2 separate regions of the Homo sapiens genome follow, and region 1 is linked to region 2. The links are chromatin loops, found by intact Hi-C in ENCODE. Cell type or tissue: PC-3. All regions are shown on one strand. Each heading gives the region's core, and the rest is flanking DNA. Links, peaks and the distances in the headings are about the cores only. Region 1 overlaps ERC1 (ELKS/RAB6-interacting/CAST family member 1). Region 2 overlaps ERC1 (ELKS/RAB6-interacting/CAST family member 1).

Region 1 (2,805 bases), core at 84-2,583, 160 kb after region 2:
GAAACCCCATTTCTACTAAAAATACAAAAAATTAGTCGGGCGTGATGGCATGCACCTGTAGTCCCAGCTGCTGGGGGAGGCTGAGGCAGGGGAATGGCTCACTGGAGGTGGAGCTTGCAGTGAGCCAAGGCTGCACCACTGCACTCCAGCCTGGGCGACAGAGTGAGACTCCGTCTCAAAAAAAAAAAATGTTTACCATTTCATACTGTAAATTCACGTTTCTAGAAATGATATTATTGTTATCAGTTTTGTAAAGTGATGAAACACCCATGATTCACTTCACTGTCTTTCTATGAACTCAATTATACCATCGGTCCCACCTTGTCTCTTCTTTCCTCTCTCTCGCTCTCTCTCTCTCTGGCTTTCTCTCTCTCTAATGTGCCATTCAGAAATAAAACTAGTAAAAAAATAAGTCTGAGAATAAATTTGGGAAGAGGCACAACTTCATGTTTTAAAATCCTGTAGATCCGCCCACCTCGGCCTCCAAAAGTGCGGATCCCCTGAGGTCAGGAGTTCGAGACCAGCCTGGCCAACATGGTGAAACCCCGTCTCTACTAAAAATACAAAAATTAGCTAGGCGTTGTGGCGGGCACCTGTAATCCCAGATACTTGGGAGGCTGAGGCAGGAGAATAGCTTGAACCTGGGAGGTGGAGGTTGCAGTGAGCCAAGATCACACCACTGCACTCTAGCCTGGGTGACAGAGCAAGGCTTCATCTCAAAAAAACAAAACAAAACAAAACAAAAAAACTGTAGAAAACTTCTGAATATGGGCTGGGCGCAGTGGCTCACTTCTATAATCCCAGCACTTTGGAAGGCCGAGGTGGGTGGATCACCTGACGTCAGGAGTTCAAGATCAGCCTGGACAACATGGTGAAATCCCACCTGTACTAAAAATACAATTAGCCAAATGTGGTGGTGCACACCTGTAGTCCCAGCTACTTGGCAGGCTGAGGAAGGAAAATTGCTTGAACCCGGGAGGCAGAGGTTGCAGTGAGCAGAGAGAGTGAGACTCCATTCTCAATAAATAAATAAACAAATAAATAAAAAAGAAAGAAAATTTACTGACTAAAATCCAATGAAGACAGAAGCAGAAGTCTTTATGGCATTAGACCATTTGGCAAGTTTCATTTGGAAATACTTCATTGACATAGTTAGAAAACTACTTCTGAAAGTTGGGAGAAGAGTTAGGAAGACTGGTTGTAGTAAAGATAGAGCCCAGAGGTAAAATAGACAAGACCAAAATGGACAGACAGATTGAAACAAAAATTAAGATATGAACAAAGAAATAATTTTTATTTTTAAAAGATTGCCATTATCTTCCTAATATAAGGTAAAACGAAAACATATTAAATGTTCATGGCTTAGATTTTCTAAAAGAAAAAAGCTTTGACAGTAAATTACATATTTACTTCTTAGAAAGCTTCACACAAATTACTACAGTAAAGAAAAAAACTGGCTGGAGTTAAAAATACCTTATGTCAATTTACCAGGGTCAATCATTGTGTGCTTGTCAAAAATTCAGGTAGGAAAGTTCCTCAAAGTAGAATTGCAGGGTCAAAAGTTTTTGCGCATTTTTTAAAACCTTTGATAAATACACCTAGTTGCCCTCGTTTACTACTTCAGACTATCTTTACACTCAAATACTTGTTTCTTTATATTCTTATTGCCACTGGGTATTACATCTCTGCTACTATGTTACATTTTTAGAAAGGAACTTTTTATTTAAATTTAATCTTCTTTTGTCATAAGTGAGGCTTAATATTTTCTTATAATTTTATTAGTCATCTGCGTGTATAGTTTTGTGAATTGCTTGATTATATTCTTTGCCTACTTTTCTATTATGATCAATGTTCTCATTTCATGGATGGAGAAACAGAGGCCCAGATAGGGTAAGTATTTTTCTTAAGGCTTTATAGTAAATGAATCACCTCTATGGAGTTAAAAATTTAAGGAACCTTCTCATCTTTCTAATACAATAGGAAATACTGATGAAGTAGACAGGATGTGGGTTAGCATGTCAGCAACATAGACTCACCATACCCTCCAGCCCATTATCACTACCACACACTTTAATTTAATTTAATTTATTATTATTATGTTTTTAGACAGAGTCTCACTCTGTTGCCCAGGCTGAAGTGCAATGGTGTGATCTGGGCTCACAGCAAACTCCGCCTTCCAGGTTCAAGCAATTCTCCTGCCTCAGCCTCCCGAGTAGCTGGGATTATAGGCACCTACCACCATGCCCGGCTGATTTTTGTATTATAGTAGAGACAGGGTTTCACCATGTTGGCCAGGCTGGTCTCGAACTCCCGACCTCAGGGGATCCGCCCAGCTTGGCCTCCAAAGTGTTGGGATTACAGGCATGAGCCACCGTACCCGGGCAAAAAAAAAAATTTTAGAATATTTAATACTTCCAGAAAAATACTGAAACGTCATAGGATAAATCAAAATGTTTTCGGTCTTTACATGTATTTTTTTCAATTTTTTGTACAATTTGATTTACATATGGGAGGTGATTAGCCTCTTTTTGGTGGTTGGTTAGTGCCTCTAAAGGTCTTATTCTAGCCTTGTAAGTCTATCTAGGATAGATAGAATTAAAGCAATATATGGAGTTATAACACGTTTCTGAACAGGAAAGTTGAATCTCTGTTTAATATCCATCCACTCCATCAACATCCTTTACTAACGGAATCTGGATTTTGCACTGGATAGTCACTGCCCAACTAAAACGTGATATTCCAGCCTCCTTTGCAGCCTGTTGTGTATAGAGGGTGGGCACGCTACAAAGTTCTGGCCAGTAAGAA
Region 2 (2,805 bases), core at 291-2,790:
CTTCACGGTTGAGCCCCTTTTCTCTGTAATGCCATCCCTGGTTAGAAGTGTAAACTGCTACAGTATTCATTTTGTCCCCTTTCAATAGTTGGTTTTATGTTTAATTCCCCAACTGTTCTTCAAGCTCCTTGGTGAATTCTTTTTTGTATACCAATATTGCCTCGTAACAAAAGGCCTGCACGTAGCAGACAATCTGAAAATGGTGAATGAAATAAAGGAATAGATATTAATTCTGGGGAAAGGCCTCGATAATGTTCTAAAGAGCTATTTAAGTTCAAATTTGAAGCATGTCCAAACCAAAACAATCTGATGATACAGGCCCTTTGGTAGACAGCAGGGCACATAAACCATACAGTGTAGCACTCCACTGTGTTTAAAGTTCTTAAGGGATGGAATACGGGACAAGTATAGGATACGAAGGTGGCCTCTGGCAGAAATTCTCTGGCTTTTTTGTGTGTTGAATGTTATTAAAATGCATTCTGTTCTTAGTAGCTGTTCCAGCCCTCCCTGAACTCAGAGTAGTAATATGATTTCTAGAGGGACTTGAGCCAAGAATCACAAATGCAAGAGCAACTCAATCTGAATGCTCAAAGCAACACAGGCTGGAAGCGTATGCAGCAGAGGGAAGGGGAGAATGCCTCACCCTACCACTGTGCAGGGAAGAAACGAACGGAGGAAGCTCAGCAGAGCGGGAACATTTCAGAGATGAGGCTCTCCAAGCATATGGCAGACAAAAGCATGGTTACGACTGGCTACAGGGAAAACCACTCAGGCCCCCTTCCCTCTTTGAGTGTTAGGATAACTGCCAGAGAACAAGCTGACAGTCTAAAGAATAAGGAATGCGAGGGGGCTGAATGGAGAAAGAGAAGCAGAGCTGAGGGGCGGGCTGCTTGATTCAGGGAGACTGCCCCAAACATTTACCGCTCAGCACAAGTCATGATTTTAGAACAGAAACAACATTTTCTCTCTAGTAAAGATGTTAGAGAGAGCTACCAGAACTCCGTGAAATAAATTTGTAAAAGAGAAAATACAGTTAAAAGTTCTGTGGACTTGGCCTGATTTCAAGGTAAACAACTCTATTCATAGTCACAAAGCATGAGGTGAAAGGGAGGATGTATTGATGGGTATAAAGAAGGGACGGTTACAAGAGGGGTCAGTGAATGAATTCCTCTGTGGTTGGCAGTGACTCAGATTAATTCCTTTCTGCAGATGGTTTGGTGGAGGGCAGGAAATTATTCAGAAATGCCTAGTTTGGTTTAAGCAGACAAGAATCTAAACTTGAGGTTCTAACAGCTAAGTCCCAGGATGTGTCACAGGCCATGAGGTCTGAGCTGTAATCTGGCATGATGTTCGGAGCCTTTTGGAGCTGACAGATCAAGTGGAAATGGTGCTCGTCCTGGCCAGGTCTGGCCCACAAGCCCCTAACTTGAATCTGCAGGCTTCTTAGGAGATACGAAGACATAAAATAACTTCCTAGTTTGGAATTTCACACAACTGGAATAAATGGAAATGTATTTTGCCGTAAGAGCATCTATTGAATAAGACATAAAACTTACACAGTCAGAGGGATCTGGAATCCCTCTAACCCTCTACAATCCCTCTAAACCTCAATCTTTTTTGCCCAGGGATCTATTTTTCTACAGGCATCTGGTCACTTCTTGACTCTACAGAATCCCTTTAGCACTTAGTACCAGGGAAAACTAAAATTGCTCTTGAAGAATTTATCCTATGTTTATTTCCCACTCATTAAAGTTAACTCCAAAGTCCTCTTTCCTTTCAAGTCTGCACTTGCAGAGACTGTGCAAGTGGGCCGGAAGTGGTAATGGCTGTGAGGCTGCTGTGGGGACTTCTCCTTCTCCCTCCCTGTCCTTTTTTTTTTTTTTTTTTTTGAGATAGAGTCTCACTCTGTCCCCCAGGCTGGAGTGCGGTGGCGAGATCACAGCTCACTGCAGCCTGGAACTCCTGGGCTCAAGTGATCTTCCTGCCTTAGACCGCTGAGTAGCCGGGACTACGGGTGCGCACCATCACACCCAGCTCCCCTTCCTACTTTGTGATGAACTCCCTTGCCAGGCAATGTATGAATTTGTTTTTACAGGAAGGAAAGGCTGTTGCTTAGACCAAAAGTAAATAAGATGTTACTGCTCTCCCATAACTAACTTTGAACAAAATGGCATAATAAAAACGAGAGTTTGGGCCGGGCGCAGTGGCTCACACCTGTAATCCCAGCACTTTGGGAGGCCAAGGTGGGTGGATCACGAGGTCAGGAGTTCAAGACCAGCCTGATCAACATGGTGAAACCCTGTCTCTACTTAAAAAAATACAAAAATTAGCTGGGCATGGTGGTGCGTGCCTGTAATCCTAGCTACTCAGGAAGCTGAGGCAGGAGAACTGCTTGAACCCAGGAGGCGGAGGTTGCAGTGAGCTGAGATCGCACCACTGCACTCCAGCCTGGGCAACAGAGTGAGACTCCTTCTCAGAAAAACAAACAAAAAACAACAAGAGTTTGGCTCCATTCGGGTCTGTCTATCCAAAGTCAAAATTCCACTGCTTAACAATTTGATAGTTCACAGTCATCTCCTCCAGATTCAAGTGGTGATATAAAGGGACTTCCTCCTTTCTTTCCCTCATGATAGAAGATGAGATTCCCTGGATGGGAGGGAAACTCAAGTATGTAATTACTTTCTTGTATTATCAACAACACTTTATGCCTGGCATGTAATAAGTGTTCATTAAGTATTTACTGAGTGAATGCTAGCCATATGCCTTAGGGTAGCTAGATTTATCTTCCTTCCTCCCTCCTTCCCT

What was found. Peaks named below come from ENCODE experiments on the same cell type or tissue, not always from the same donor. Only the 100,000 strongest peaks of a DNase experiment are listed, where the experiment ranks them.
Region 1: it touches region 2 in a loop (2.6-fold over the local background); 1 of 110 quality-filtered maps calls a loop at or near these places.

What each region holds. Positions count from the first base shown.
Region 1 is chr12:1,313,282-1,316,086 of GRCh38, reverse strand. The region is part of intron 15 of ERC1 (ELKS/RAB6-interacting/CAST family member 1); the gene reads right to left. Among named protein-coding and RNA genes, the nearest start is that of LINC00942, 190 kb to the left of the region's middle. In PC-3, for the core only: no CTCF peak of the experiment used is centred there; no DNase peak of the experiment used is centred there.
Region 2 is chr12:1,472,714-1,475,518 of GRCh38, reverse strand. The region is part of intron 18 of ERC1 (ELKS/RAB6-interacting/CAST family member 1); the gene reads right to left. Among named protein-coding and RNA genes, the nearest start is that of LINC00942, 26 kb to the left of the region's middle. RefSeq lists an enhancer at 2,008-2,077. In PC-3, for the core only: no CTCF peak of the experiment used is centred there; DNase peaks (open chromatin) are centred at 688 and 1,288; H3K4me3 peaks cover 1,500 bases; H3K27ac peaks cover 2,046 bases.